2 separate regions of the Homo sapiens genome follow, and region 2 is linked to region 1. The links are chromatin loops, found by intact Hi-C in ENCODE. Cell type or tissue: mammary epithelial cell. All regions are shown on one strand. Each heading gives the region's core, and the rest is flanking DNA. Links, peaks and the distances in the headings are about the cores only.

What was found. Peaks named below come from ENCODE experiments on the same cell type or tissue, not always from the same donor. Only the 100,000 strongest peaks of a DNase experiment are listed, where the experiment ranks them.
Region 2: it touches region 1 in a loop (33-fold over the local background); 1 of 110 quality-filtered maps calls a loop at or near these places.

The regions. Positions count from the first base shown.
Region 1 is chr4:38,097,467-38,105,878 of GRCh38, reverse strand. TBC1D1 (TBC1 domain family member 1) reads right to left here. Exons shown (of 22, transcript NM_001396959.1): 17 at 2,722-2,880. Among named protein-coding and RNA genes, the nearest start is that of PTTG2, 140 kb to the right of the region's middle. In mammary epithelial cell, for the core only: no CTCF peak of the experiment used is centred there; DNase peaks (open chromatin) are centred at 4,068 and 5,688; H3K27ac peaks cover 3,018 bases.
Region 2 is chr4:37,662,818-37,670,582 of GRCh38, reverse strand. The region is part of intron 1 of RELL1 (RELT like 1); the gene reads left to right. Among named protein-coding and RNA genes, the nearest start is that of RELL1, 20 kb to the left of the region's middle. RefSeq lists enhancers at 3,475-4,032, 3,315-4,514 and a silencer at 6,682-6,976. In mammary epithelial cell, for the core only: no CTCF peak of the experiment used is centred there; a DNase peak (open chromatin) is centred at 3,712; H3K27ac peaks cover 1,428 bases.

The sequences.
Region 1 (8,412 bases), core at 1,359-6,358:
ACAATTGCAAAGACATGGAACCAACCCAGGTGCCCAGTAACAGTGAACCGGATAAAGAAAATGTGATATATGGACACCATGCAATACTCTGCAGCCATAGAAAGGGACAAAATCATGTCCTTTGCAGCAACATGGATGCAGCTGCAGGTCATTACCCTAAGCAAACTAATTCAGAAACAGAAACCAAGCATCACATGTTCTCACTTAGAAATGAGAGCTGAACACTGGGTACACATGGACATAAAGATGAGAACAGACACCAGGGACTCCTGGGGGGTGGAGAGGGAGGGAGGAAGGCAAGGGTTGAAAAACTACCTATTGGGTACCATGCTTGGTTCCTGGGTGACAAGTTCAATCACACTCCAATCCTCAGCATCACACAATACACCTTTGTAAGAAACCTGCATACGCAATCCTGGAATCTAAAATAAAAGTTGAAAAAAAAGTGCAGCTTCCGAAGTCACACTGATTAGCGGCAAATCGGCTGTGTCACTTTCAGCAAGTTACGTAACCTGTCTGTTTCTATTTTCTCAACTCTAAAGAGAAACAGAACAACATCTACCTGATCATGTTGTAAGGATTAAAGAAAGGAGTTTAAGTCCCTTTGCACAACATTTGGCCCAAGGTGAAGTTAGGCAGCAGCAGTGATGATAATAAGCAGATAACGGTGATGATGAGAAATGTGATACGCACCATGGGGAGAGTGTGGGGTGCTACAGGGGGCTTAGCAAGACACCTCATCCAGTCTTGAGGTGGGAGAGGAGACCACAGTCAGGGAAAGTTTCTCAGAGATGATGTTCAAGCTAAAGAATAACCTTAAGTGGGGCCGGGTGTGGTGGCTCACGCCTGTAATCCCAGCACTTTGAGAGGCCAAGGCGGGAGGATCACGAGGTCAGGAGATTGAGACCATCCTGGCTAACACGGTGAAACCCCGTCTCTACTAAAAATACAAAAAATTAGCTAGGCATGGTGGCGGGCACCTGTAGTCCCAGCTACTTGGGAGACTGAGGCAGGAGAATGCTGTGAACCCAGGAGACGGAGCTTGCAGTGAGCTGAGATCACACCACTGCACTCTAGCCTGGGCGACAGAGCGAGACACCGTCTCAAAAAAAAAAATTAAAAAAAAAAATAACCTTAAGGGTTATGAAATTAACCTTTAAGGCTAGCTACGTGGCTTGAGAGGAAAGGACTTCATACTGCCTGATGCGGCTCACACTGCATCCTCTGTCGTGGCTGCAGGAACAATCAGAGAACCGGGCCACCGCAGGGCCCCAAAGCACTGTGTGTTCTGTGGAGCCTTCAGCAGCAGCAGCTGCAACCAGAACAGGTATTCTGGAAGCAGGGCCACATGCTCTAAAAGCAGCAGGGCCCATCTCCTACCACATCGAGCCAGCTCACCACCAGTAGAGACAGCAGCTTGGGTGATAGGCGGCAGGCAAACGGGAGTGCATTGCCACCTGGCCCTGTGCATGGCCACTGACAAGTCAGGAGGGCCCTCTGTGCATCATAATCACACCCCAGTTCAACAAGTCCTTCACAGTGGCAACTGCAAATCTATCCAATACAGTCATCCCTTGGCATCCTCGGGGGATAGGTTGCAGGAGTCCCCACAGACACCAAAATCCACGGTGCTCAAGGCCCTTCTATAAGATGGTGCTATGTTTGCACATAACCTACACACATCCTCCCATACACTTTTTTTTTTTTTTTTTTTTTTTTGAGACAGAGTCTCATTCTGTCACCCAGGCTGGAGCGTAGTGGCATGATCTTGGCTCACTGCAAGCTCCGCCTCCTGGGTTCACGCCATTCTCCTGCCTCGGCCTCCTGCGTAGCTGGGACTATAGGCGCCCACCACCATGCCTGGCTAATTTTTTTGTATTTTTAGTAGAGACAGGGTTTCACCGTGTCAGCCAGGATGGTCTCGATCTCCTGACTTCATGATCCACCAGCCTTGGCCTCCCAAAGTGCTGAGATTACAGGCGTGAGCCACTGTGCCCGGCCACATCCTCCCACACACCTTAAATCATCTCTAGATTACCTATAACACCTAATACAATGTAAATTCTACATAGATAGTTACTATATTTTAAAATCTATATTATTGTTTAGTTTTCATTGATTTTTCTTCCCAAATACTTTCCATCTGAGGTTGGTTGAGTCCCCAAATTCAGAACCCATAGATATGGAGGGCTGACTGTATATTGTTCCCATCTTCTTATTTTAAAAACTATTCAAGAGACAAGGTGCCACCCAGTTTCCAAAATAAAATCATTCAAGGCACACACACAAACTGCTTTCTACAATTTTTCTGATGAATTCTGTTTGTGAGCAGTAAAAATGAGGGAGTGGCTCCTGTAATTAAACCAAGCCTCGGTTCTGAACATCTATACGTTTTCCAGGATGTTCCTTCGGTTGACTGTAAAAACCTCCTATCAATATTTGAGTTACTGGACTGAACCACAATTATGACTGCAGCCTTAATGAACACCCTCCCTCCATGCCAAGCAAAGTTAACAAGCTCCCCAGTGAAAATACAGAGATTTTTATATGCTTGAAGATGACATTTGTGATTACCCTAGGGCTTTTTAAATTAAAAGTCTCAGTAGTAAATTTTGATTGCTAAACCTAAAGGCAGGTCAATACATAACTTGGACAGTCTCTTCAGATTTTTCATGTGAGTGAAACTTCCATTGTCATCTCCAATCGATGGCACAGACTTACCAAGGTCAATAAGAATCGCATGCTGCTGGGAAGTCAGCTGCTTTAAGAGTTCTTTGTATGGCACATCCTTTGGCTGCTGTTTGCTGGGAAACTGGTGTTTAAGGTGGAATTGCTCAGCTAGAAATTTCCAGATTTCACCTCGGTGATGACGTGGCACACCTTTAAAAGGGAGAGAAGACATGGAAATAATTTATGCACAGAATACAACTTAATAATAAAAATGAATTGTGTTTCATGTTCCATTTATCCAAATTCTTGTTCCTTTTTTTTTTTTTTTGAGACAGAGTCTGGCTTTGTCACCCGAGCTGCAGTGCAGAGGCACAATCACATCTCACTGCAGCCTCAACCTTGTGGGCTCCAATGATCCTCCCACCTCGGCCTCCCAAGTAGCTGAAATTATAGGTGCCCACCACCATGCCTGGCTAATTTTTTTTTTATTTTTGTAGAGACAGGGTCTCACTATGCTGTCCAGGCTTGTCTCAAACTCCTGGGCTCAAGCGATACTCCTGCCTCAGCCTCCAAAGTCCTGGGATTACAGGGATGAGCCATCATGCCTGGCCACTGGTTCCATTATTAATTAACAGCATAAGAACAGAAGGGAGGCAACTAAAACCTTGCCCTATTTGCTTCTTCCCCTACTTCCACCCCCTATTCTCCCCTCACTTCCCTGGCCCCTTCCTCCCTTCTTCTCACTTCTCAAATGTGTTATCATGTTCTGACCCTGTCAGACTCTGCAAGGAATAAAGAATACGACCTGAGCTCCAACCTGGTGCCAATTAACAACATTCTAGGGAAATAAAGCCAAGTATGAAAAATTGTCATGTAAGATGTGATCTCAGAAAGCAGAGAGAATCAAAAGGAAGTAGAGCTCAGATGAAAGAGAAGCTGGCTCATTTCTTTTTATTATTATTATTATTATACTTTAAATTTTAGGGTACATGTGCACAACGTGCAGGTTTGTTACATATGTATAAGTGTGCCATGTTGGTGTGCTGCACCCATTAACTCGTCATTTAACATTAGGTATATCTCCTAATGCTATCCCTCCCCCCTCCCCCCACCCCACGATAGGCCCCAGTGTTTGATGTTCCCCTTCCTGTGTCCAAGTGTTCTCATTGTTCAATTCCCACCTATGAGTGAGAACATGCGATGTTTGGTTTTCTGTCCTTGCGACAGTTTGCTCATTTCTAACTGAGCAATCAAGGTTCCACAGAATCCTTCATTTGAGTCGAGCCTTAAGGATGAGGGAAAAGGAAGAGAAAAGTACAAGAGAGAGGGAACCGAGAGTGATTCAGTTTGCCTCAGGCACAAGGGTGCATGTGGAAGAGAGCAGCTGGCAAGAAGGCTGGAAGGGTTATTGTGAGAGGCAAAATTGACGGCAAGAAACCTGCCCCACGTTTGGTAGCTCCAGGGAATCATGCATGTTTCTGAGCTGAGGTGGAGTAAGCTAATCATAGCTGAGATTCTGGAATTCTGATGAGGCTTCTTTCTGCAAGATAAGCTGCAAGAAGAGCCCAGAGGCTGGGTAGGAACTGACTGCACAGACATTGCCATGTGAGCATCCAACAAAGCTCTAAAAACAGAAAATGTCCAAGAGCCTCTAACTAATGCTTTGCATGTGATTAATTTGAATACTCACAGTGATTAAAAATGTCTAAAACTTAAGAAAATTCTCTTAAAGTCAAGGATGTTATTTAGGGCAAACCTAATTTTAAAAGGTGACAGTTTTGAACCAAAATTCTTTAGCTCATTACTCAGCTATTACAAGGCCAAAAAGGTGGAAAGGGGGAGAGCAAGAAGACTGAAGAATAAGATGCCAAGTCTTTCTTGTCTTTTGGGAGAAAGGAAGCCTCCAAGTTAGGCATTGATCTTTCTTTCCATCCGGGAAAAAAAGTGGCCGCTTTGTACCCTGCCCTGCCACTCAGACAGCCTGTCCAGAAGGATGGTTTCTCTGGTTTCTGTCTCTGGCCACCTTTGGGAAAAGTTTCTGCTCTGGCAGGTAGCAGCAGCAGATAGCACTGATTGCGAGGCCACTATGCACCATCGCCATTCCATGCACGTTATGTGTATTGGCCCATACCATACTCATAACCCTCTAAGGGAAACATGATTATCCTCATGGTAAAGAAAAGAGAGGCAGTGAGAACAGGTCCCTTGCCCTAGGTCATTAGGCCGGTGAGTGACAGCCCAGGGATGCTGACTGCCATTTTCTCTTGGTGTCCTCCATGTCAGAAATGTCAAACAAGGCTGCTACTCAAATGGGGACTAGAGAAAAAATATTTTGTGTTCCTATCTTGCAATTAATGATAAAATAACCATCTGTGGATTTGAACCAAATAGTAATCATTTTATTAACAGATTCAAAAGTCTCACTGGGCCACCTCTTGGAAATACTTACTGTGTAGTAAGTACTTTCTTCTTTCCCTTTCACGTATCATTTTTTTTAAGTTGGCCTGTAGAAGAAATACAGGGCCCCTGTAAACCATGACCACATCCTATACCTTCTGTAATTTTATCTCAGCATTAATATAATGACCCTGTAGAGTGAGTTGAATGGTGTCCCCTCAAAAGAGATGTGTTCACTTCCTAATCCCTGGAGCTTGTGAATGTTACCTTCTTTGCAGATATAATTAAGTAAGGACTTTGGGAGGAGGAGAGCATCCTGGATTATCCAGATGGGCCCTATATCCAGTGACAAGCATTCTTATAATAGACATACAGAGGAGGAGATGAGAAGGGGAATCAATGTGACCAAGGAGGCAGAGGCTGGAGTGCCGTGACCACAAGTCTAGGAAGCTGACAGACACCAGAAGCTGGAAGAGGCCAAGTACAGACAAGCTAACGGCATGGTTTTGGAGCTATGGCCTCCAGAACACTGAGAGAAGAATTTCTGTTGCTTTAGTCACTATTTTTGTAGTAACTTGTTATGGTAGCAACAGGAAGCAAATATACCCTGATCTCTGCTTTCTACTATTATTCTATTTCTTGTCTCCCTCTGCTATTCCAGCTCATAGATATATCCTGGGTACATACACACACACGCACACCCTCCCCACAAATACTTCAAATGCTGATGAGAAGTAAATGTGGGCTAGAAAACAGTCAGCATGATAAGTGATTTATAGTGGGGCTTTTTTTCACAAAATACTTTTTCTCAAACTGGGAAATTTTCCCAAGTTATGAAATGTCCAATTTCCTATTACTAAATCATTCCCATTGTCTTATCAGACCTTTATTTTTTGAAAGAAAAGAATATTGGCTGTGTCACTGGACAGTACCAGATATTGTGGTATTCAGGAGTAAGCTTAGATTCTGTGATTTAAAGCACAGGATCATGCAGGTTGGACCCAATGTTTTTGCTAAGAATGGCCTGGAATGCCCTTCCCCACCATGGTGCTGCCTTCACTCCTAACCCAAGAGAAACCTGGCAGTGGAGCCCACCTACGGCTTGCAGGCAGGGTCTGGGAGGGCAGGAGGCCATTCCTCCATCCCCCATGTAAATAGCTTCTTACTCACTTAAAAAATAATATACACTCACTGTTTAAAAGTGGTGCAAAAAAACCTCTGAAATGCAAGAGGTATAAAGAAGAAAGTGAAAAACCACCCATAACTAGAATAAGCATATATTTACCATCCAAAGCAGGAAGCTTTTGACAGTGAAGAGGAGGAAGGCTATTAATAATTTTGCCAGGACAGGAGTCATAAACCAGGGCTATGCCAGGTTGGGCCCTATGGTCATCCTGTCTATAACCTGGACATCTGCATCGTGGGTGTTTTTCCATGTATACGCACATGGAAATATCAACAGTACAGGAGACCATGCTGTACTCTTTTCATTTAACAACTTAGACATCTTTTACGTCAGTAAATACAGATCTACTTATGGTGTCATTTTCAAGGAATATGACATGGGATAGTCACATGTTGGGTTTTTTGTTTTGTTTTGACTATTAAACAATGTCACAATAAGCATTCTTACTGCAGTACATTTTTGGCTGATTAGTTTCTAGAGTAAGTTTTTATAAATGGCATTGCCGGGTCAAAGGCAAGCAGAGTTTGCATCTGGCCCCTACTGTCAGCAGCCCAGGCAGCCCCTCTGCAATCCCATTCCTAAAAAAGACATTCCAGCTTATAAGGTTCTATCTAGATATCTTTAGAGAAATCATTTTGATGTGTACTAAACTGAATTATCTATAATGTCATAGGATTATGTTATCTTCTCCTAAATTGATACCCTAATCCTGGCCCCTCATCTAATTTTAACTGGGAAAATTTTATAAATTCCTTTATTTCCATCACTTCAGGGTCTTTTATGTCACTATGAGGAAGGGCCTCTTAATCCACACAACTGTCCTCTCTTACAAGGTCTCTGAGGTGAGTTGGCCTCTACTTCAAAGGTCAAAGATATGATTCAAATTTAGGCTCAAATTTTTTGATTCACATTTTTATTCTGAACCACAAAATAGACCGCCCTCATTTGTTTGGAGTTGTTAAATCTTAATGTGTTAAAACCACCTGACTGACAAAGCCCCCTTTATGGTTAGAGCTTCTGCAGTAAAAAGTGATGTGGCAAAGTCAGGCAACACATAAGGAAATTCCAGGTCAGCCTTAGCTCACTCCAGTATACAGAATGCTCAATCATCTGTGCCCAACTTTCACTACCCAGGGTCCAGATTCCTAGAGTATTTCTATTAGCCCCCACAAAATATGCCCAGTGAAAAACAAATATCCAGGTGCCAGGCTTCTAAGAAGCTCAAATATTTGGAATAGCTGTCACAGACCCATGCAATTTGCCTTTCGCAGAAGCAAAGACACCTGAAGGTGATCATCTAGGCAACTGTGAATGGGGGAAGAACAGACTCATTCTTTTCTCTGCTTTCTCCCTTTTCAAAACAGCAATTTGGGGTCATTTGGTGTAAAGGTAAACCTCAAGAAAAAGTACAGGTGCAAGGAATATTAGAACTCCAAGACAGCTCCAAGATCCTCTGCTCAGTGCAAGTCTCTCCTTCTATCAGTAAGGGGGCAAGAGCCCAGAAAGAGGGTACCTGCTAAAGTCACACTGAAAGCTGGTGTCCATCCAGAACTTCGGTCTTCACCACTGCATACGTGTTCTGAGATAAGCACCTGGAGATCCTGTTCAACAGGAGGCAGTGCAGTACGGTGGTGTGAACCCAGCTCTGTGGCCCTAAGCCACTATTCAACTGCTCTAAGCCCAAGTTTCCTTATCCATAGAAAGGGAAAATGCGTAACAAACAATAACTTCCCATGATTACTAAAATTGATGTCAAAATTCAGAAAAGGTTAAAAATGCCTAAAAAACTATAGTAAAAAACACTGCTTTGTTCCATTTATGCTCCTAGAGATGAAAAATGCATATGCAGGCCGGGTGCAGTGGCTCACATCTGTAATCCCAGCACTTTGGGAGGCCGAGGCAGGCAGATCACCTGAGGTCCAGAGTTCAAGACCAGCCTTGCCAACACAGTGAAAACCCGTCTCTAGTAAAAACACAAAAAATTGGCCGGGCACGGTGGCTCACACCTGTAATCCCAGCACTTTGGGAGGCCAAGGTGGGTGGATCATGAGGTCAGGAGATCGAGACCATCCTGGCTAACATAGTGAAACCCCATCTCTACTAAAAATACAAAAAAAATTTACCCGGGCATGGTGGCGGGCACCTGTAGTCCCAGCTAC
Region 2 (7,765 bases), core at 1,628-6,627, 440 kb after region 1:
AAAAAAAGATTTAGTGGGAAAGAAAAAAAATTATCAGGCTGTTCTTTACTATTTATGTGTTTACATTGTGTTTTATAGTGTAATAAAGTAGAAGTTATACTACTATATGGTTTTCTTTGACTCTTGTTTCCTGTGGTTTTCACCAAAGATTTCATAGCACTGTCTCTGCCTCCAACCAATGGAAACATCTAAAATGTCAATATGATGGATTGTAGGTTTAGTAGTCTCTTTACTAAGGGATTTCCAGTATCCTGGTTTACCGCTGTCTACACTATTAATATTACTCTGACACTACAGTGACAATTTCATATGGTTCAACCTTATAGTAATGATGGCTCCTCATTGACTGTTACTTACAGTTAAAAAAAAAAACTATCGATTATGATCAGGACATTTTAGAAACTGCAAAAAGTAGAAAAAGAGAAAAAAATGCCCCAGAGTTCCAGCAAGAAAACATAAATGTTAATTATACTTGGGAGGTATTTTTTTTAACAGGTTCCTTTTTTTCTTTCTTTTTTTTTTTTTTATATTTATTTATTTATTTTTTTATTGATCATTCTTGGGTGTTTCTCGCAGAGGGGGATTTGGCAGGGTCACAGGACAATAGTGGAGGGAAGGTCAGCAGATAAACAAGTGAACAAAGGTCTCTGGTTTTCCTAGGCAGAGGACCCTGCGGCCTTCCGCATTGTTTGTGTCCCTGGGTACTTGAGATTAGGGAGTGGTGATGACTCTTAACGAGCATGCTGCCTTCAAGCGTCTGTTTAACAAAGCACATCTTGCACCGCCCTTAATCCATTTAACCCTGAGTGGACACAGCACATGTTGCAGAGAGCACAGGGTTGGGTTGGGGGTAAGGTCACAGATCAACAGGATCCCAAGGTAGAAGAATTTTTCTTCGTACAGAACAAAATGAAAAGTCTCCCATGTCTACCTCTTTCTACACAGACACGGCAACCATCCGATTTCTCCATCTTTTCCCCACCTTTCCCCCCTTTCTATTCCACAAAACTGCCATTGTCATCATGGCCCGTTCTCAATGAGCTGTTGGGTACACCTCCCAGACAGGGTGGTGGCCGGGCAGAGGGGCTCCTCACTTCCCAGTAGGGGTGGCCGGGCAGAGGCGCCCCTCACCTCCCGGACGGGGTGGCTGGCCGGGTGGGGGGCTGACCCCCCCACCTCCCTCCCGGACGGGGCGGCTGGCCGGGCCGGGGACTGACCCCCCCACCTCCCTCCCGGAGGGAGCGGCTGGCCAGGCAGAGGGGCTCCTCACTTCCCAGTAGAGGCGGCCGGGCAGAGGCTCCCCTCACCTCCCGGATGGGGCGGCTGGCCGGGCGGGGGGCTGACCCCCACCTCCCTCCCGGACGGGGCGGCTGGCCAGGCAGGGGGCTGACCCCCCCCCCCACCTCCCTCCCGGACGGGGCGGCTGGCCGGGCAGAGGGGCTCCTCACTTCCCAGTAGGGGCGGCCGGGCAGAGGCGCCCCTCACCTCCCAGACGGGGCGGCTGGCCAGGCGGGGGGCTGACCCCCCCACCTCCCTCCCGGACGGGGCGGCTGGCCAGGCGGGGGGCTGACCCCCCCACCTCTCTCCTGGATGGGGCGGCTGGCCGGGCAGAGGGGCTCCTCACCTCTCAGACAGGGCGGTTGCCAGGCAGAGGGTCTCCTCACTTCTCAGACGGGGCGGCCGGGCAGAGACGCTCCTCACATCCCGGACGAGGCGACAGGGCAGAGGCGCTCCCCACATCTCAGACGATGGGCGGCCGGGGAGAGACGCTCCTCACTTCCTAGATGGGGTGGCGGCCGGGAAGAGGCGCTCCTCACTTCCTAGATGGGATGGCGGCCGGGCAGAGATGCTCCTCACTTTCCAGACTGGGCAGCCAGGCAGAGGGGCTCCTCACATCCCAGACGATGGGCGGCCAGGCAGAGACGCTCCTCACTTCCCAGACGGGGTGGCGGCCGGGCAGAGGCTGCAATCTCGCCACTTTGGGAGGCCAAGGCAGGCTGCTGGGAGGTGGATGTTGTAGCGAGCCGAGATCACGCCACTGCACTCCAGCCTGGGCACCATTGAGCACTGAGTGAAGGAGACTCCGTCTGCAATCCCGGCACCTCGGGAGGCCGAGGCTGGCGGATCACTCGCGGTTAGGAGCTGGAGACCAGCCTGGCCAACACAGCGAAACCCCGTCTCCACCCAAAAAATACGAAAACCAGTCAGGCGTGGCGGCGCGGGCCTACAATCGCAGGCACTCGGCAGGCTGAGGCAGGAGAATCAGGCAGGGAGGTTGCAGTGAGCCGACATGGCAGCAGTACAGTCCAGCTTCGGCTCGGTATCAGAGGGAGACCGTGGAAAGAGGGGAGAGGGAGAGGGGGAGGGGGAGGGGGAGGGGGTTCCTTTTTTTCTGTGCATACCTCCTCCCTTTTTTGAAAAACATTTTGTGATTTTACTGTGAATAATTAAAATAAAAGGAAATGTGGGGAATGCTAAGACACAAAACACTAAAGAAAAAAAATGACTTATAATCTTACCACTTTGATAACATTTTGATGTCTTTTTTTTTCTTATAAAAACTGGGACCATTTAAGCTCTAAATACTGCTTTGTATGTGTTTTTTTTTCACTTAACATTTTTCATTCACAATTGAGATCATTTTGGACAAAGTGGGTGATGACAAATCTGATCCCTTCATACAAAGTGTTTCTATTGTTTTAAGAGTGCAAAGGAAGTTTAGGATTTCTGAGAAGTAACCAACTGTTTCATCAGTGTTATATGTAGATCAGGGTAGCATTTTAATTTTGTATCTTACAAATGGCAGCAGAATTACTTTTTAACAATTAGCACTTGGTTAAAAAAAAAGATAAATTGACTTGGAAAGAACGTAACTTTTAAATGTACCTTCTCTTCCTAATAACTGACTCACTAGGAAATGCCATTCTGTCATTGTAGATTTATTGCTGTGTTACAGGGATAATGATTATCTGTAGGTTTTCTACCTTCTCTAACTCTACTACGTGAACCCTGTAGTATCTATAATAGAGATGAGCTATGGAGAATCCCATTCCATGGACTTTTACTGAATGTTGAAACTGTGAGCCCTCACATTTCAGCAGTAATGGAGCAGAGTGTGGAGTTCTGGAGCCAGGCTGCCTGGATTAAAGTCACCTTTGATACTTGCTACCTGTGTGACCTGGCATAGGTTACTTAACCTCTCTGTTCTGTAGTTTTACATCTTTAAATGGGGCTGGAAATAATAGAAGCTACCCCATAGAGTTATTGTAAGGATGAAATGAGTTAATATCTGAAAAATGCTTGAAATAGTAACTGTACACATTATACATCAATATGTGACTATTATTAATAGTATTTTTTTCTGTGTGTCTCACTGGTTGCTACTGGTTTTCAGAGTTCTTGTTTGGGTTTCATGCTAGTGACATTCATTTCTCTTCTTTAACATTGACTTCCCTACGTCTAGGGTTTTCCTGGTTACTTCTGTTCAATCTTTCCTTCGTTTGCCTTTTCTGAAGTGACCTTTATTTTCTTTCCTACTCCCTCCTTTACTTTGCCCTTTCTCTAACAGCAGTAGCGGGGACTTCACACCAGGGGACTTCAGCCGGGACAGATCCTTGGAGCTCAACATTTACTCACCTTCCTTTTCCAGTTCCTATGTTCTCAGAAGCCAGCCCACGTGCCTGTCTTGCAGGAACATTGCCCGACCTAACCTGTGACTAATTGGAAAACCCTTCGTTTAGGACTTTTGTAGTTCTCTGTTTAGTCATTATCTGCTTCCTGTTCCTGGAAGGAAGAGAAACACTGGCTTGCATGTGGGGATGTGGGTGCCTGCCTGGCCTTGTGGTACCACCTGAGCAGTGCTGTGTGGTCGCTGCTCACTCACCCCCAGGGCTTATCTTTTCTGCACCCCACATTTAACACTGCCCCTTCCAGCCCAGCTCATGTGATTCCTTGTCCTTTTCTGGATGTTTGATTTTATATCCCCAGCTGAGCTGTGAGCTTGGTGAGGATAGCAACTGCTTTGCTCTTATTACCACAGATAATAATAATCACAGCAATAATGGCTAGCATTTATCAAGTCTTAACTTGGATAAACCCTAGTAATCTCATATAAGGCTTAGAAACTATTATTATTTTATGGATGAGGAAACTGAGGCACAGAGATGCTAATTGACCTTGCCTGGGGCTTCACAGCTAGGAAACAAATTGAACACAGTGCAGCCAAGAAAAAAGCCAGTTTCTGCTTTTGCTTCCATGCTTCATAGGGAGTAGTCTTGCTTCAGAGTTGGCCCTGCGTGCAACAGACCTTGGTTCAAATGTTGGCCCAGCCATTTCCCAGATGAGTGACTTCAGCTTCAATACTTTGTTCTTGATCATCTCCATTTCTAAGATGGGTTTAATATTAACACCTATCTCAGAGTTGTAGAGATAAGAAATGATAATGTAAGTAAAAATTCCAGTAAAGGTTAGTGGCTGTTAGCAGTTGGTGGTAAAGTAGTTGAGCATCCTAGAGGCCCTGGATCTGGAAATCATAAACCCCCAACACTCCACAGGGGCATCAGTCACCATCTCTCTTTCTCCCTCTGCCTGGTCGGGTGCTGGGCCAGTCTTCCTTTCTGACGCCCTTGCTTCCCTCCAGCCAGCTCAGCACCACCCATTTTTTCCCCATGTGATTAGTTTATGTCCTATTCTGCAGGGTAGAAATGACTTGGCTGGACTTCTAACCCTGACAGGTGCCAGTTGTGCCCAGAAACCAGGGATCTAGCTCCCCAAGGACTGGTTTCCTGCACCAGCTCTCTGTAAGCTTCAGGGAATTCACTGATTTCCTAAAGGAGCACCCCTTTGACCCCATTTCTTCCCGTTGCTACTGGAGACAGGCTGAGATGGCGTGTTTCCTCCTATTTGATGGTTTTTTTCTGGCCCTTGCTACTTAGACTTCCTCCCATAGTTTAAATAATTTCTAACCTAGTTCTTGGTTGGCCTCTTGCAAGGAATATACATGAACAGTTCTGTTAGGACTCGCAGCCACGTGGAAATTGGGCAGTAGCCTTTGGTGAGGTTGTGTAAGCTCGGATTTAGCGTCCCCTTATGGATCTGGCAGTTGGGGATGAATTGGAGTCCTGTGAAAATCCAGTTGAGAGCTAGTTCCCCAAGCTGGGTTTAGGAATGTGCTGCTATTTATAGCCTTTCTTTTGGATCTTTGCAAACTGGAAACTTCTGTTGATTTCGATGAACCCAGGAGCATGCTGGTATATTTACATCCTTCAGAAAGGACTTACCCAACAAGGGGGTGAAGCAGTGGGGTGTATCAGTTGTCCAGCTCTGAAAAGAATCTACTTATTTATGTTTGTAAAAACTGTTGGCATTTGGCAAATGGGGTGTAAGTACACTGGATATTCTGTTCTACCAAATAGGATCTTAACAAAACTGCTTATAAAGTTACTGTGAACTTGGGGACTTGATTGATTACCCAGGAGCCCTTCTGCAATGAGAGAATTTGCTTTCACATATAACATTGCTGCAGCAGATGTTTCAGGCACTCCTACTGTGTTGCAGGAACTGTGTTAGGGATTAGAGGTACAAACCTTCACTTCCCCACCTCCACTTAGGGAAAGAGGTGTTTGACTTCAGTCAGGGTTTTCCGGCGAGTTCTGTGTCCTGCTGGGATTCCTGCCTTTGACCGTGGTATGTCTGAGTGGTGCGCTGTTGTAGTGAGGTGGGTGGGGAAAATGTCCTCCTAAGCTTTGGTTCTTCTGCTTGGCTCATTTCTCTGCCTCGACCCAGTGATATCATGTAGGCCACTGATTTATTTACAGAATGATGATATTACCTAACTTCTTGGGATTAGGGATTTCAAATAAAAGAATGAATGTGAAAGTGCATTGAAAAGTGTGTTATTTGGGTGGGAACTTTTATATCTTGTACTGTGTGTCCCTATCTCATGTGTATGATTGAAAATTTTCTTTATTCCTCTCCTTTCTTTTTAAATATTTTTTCTGAAAGATTTTTAGATGCCATGTAATTAACATTGCTAGTACAAATTATGTTTGTGGCAACCACTGAATAACAGTTTTTGAGCAATAATGTGAACACATGCATCTGTGAATAAGGTGCTTTTCAATAGCTAGAGAAAGGTCTTTTACTTTTACCTTTATGATAGTTATAGAGGGAGATGAAGTAGTTATACATGAGTGATTTTTTTTTTTTTTTGAGATGGAGTCTCACTCTGTCACAGTGATGGGATCTCAGCTCACTGCAAGCCCTGCCTCCCAGGTTCAACCCGGGTTCAAGCAATTCTCCTGCCCCAGCCTCCCAAGCAGCTGGGACTACAGGCACGTGCCACCATGCCCAGCTAATTTTTGTATTTTTAGTAGAGACGGGGTTTCACCATGTTGGCCAGGATGGTCTTGATCTCTTGACCTTGTGATCCACCTGCCTCGGCCTCCCAAAGTGCTGGGATTACAGGCATGAGCCACTGCGCCCGGTCGATCTTTTGTTTTTTGCAGTTAAAATTAATATTGGGAAATTTTGTGCTATGAAGGTTTTTAAAAAATGAAGCCACTACAAATTTCATTCACCTACAGCTGACTTCAGTCTTTTTTTTATGAAGATGATTTTTACACCAGAAGAAGATATGTGCAAGTTCCAGTGTTAATCGTATATCATAGGGTCATTGGAGAGAGGCAGCTTCTTAGTGTTTAAGGGCCTTGGGTGGGTGAATGTTGACCTGTATGCAGCCCAGCTGTGTGGTTCATTGGTGACAGTTTAACAAAGCCACCTAAATGCATGTGTCACTAGATAAAACCCAAGGCCACCGCCACTTACAGACACTGTTAAGCAACATGGCTAAGAGTGTGGGCCCCGGGATTCCATTGTCTGGGTTGGATCCTGTCCTCCTACACACCGAGGCTTGTTATTGAACCCGTGTGCCTCATTTTCCTCATCTGCGAATGGGGGTAATGAGAGATGCTTCCTTACAGATGCTGCGAGGGAAGAATGAGATTGCCCAGGAAGCATCCAGAACACTGCCTGACACCACTAACACCCCGTGTGAATGCTGCGATTGACAATTAAAGTAGCAACTCATTCTTTATGACGTACCACCTTTCAGAAATAATCTGAAGCAAATATTAGATTTCTGAAGCCCTGTTGCTTTAAGGTCACTTCAAACAAATGACTTCTTCAGAATTCCATTTCTTTCTTGAGTGGACATAATGTGTAATTTTAAAGGTTCGCAAGAGCCATTAGTCAGAGGCTCTCTCCATTCCTGTTGTGCAGCCACCCAGCCCCTTCCCAGGAGACAGACGGTGCTATCAGTAAATAAAGACTTTGGAAAAGTCCCCAAATGGACAGCACCAAAAATAGCAAAAGGAGGAGGGGCAGCGAAAGAGGGAGGGAGGGGCTGGAGAACAGGAAAAGAAGATGGGGAGAGAGTCAGCAGGGAGCCCTCCCAGTCCTTGAGCCCCACGGGTATTGCTTTTCCTCACGCCCCTCTCTGAGGACCCCACTGATGTGTGCAGCCATCAGTGAGGGTCTGTGGGAATCTCCTCAGTCTTCTGTCTTAGAGGCACAGTTGGTGGCTTCCTGGCCTGTATCCCAAAGCAAATAACTGGCAAGCTGACCTTGCTCCAGTCTGGGGTGAGGCCAGGTCAGATGAGCCTTCTGTTGTATCCTGAATGCAAACCATTGTTTGAGATACTCTGGAAGAGTCCAGAAGTTGAGGTCCTTGGCCTCTCAAGACACCGGGATCCTAGAGTTAATTTCC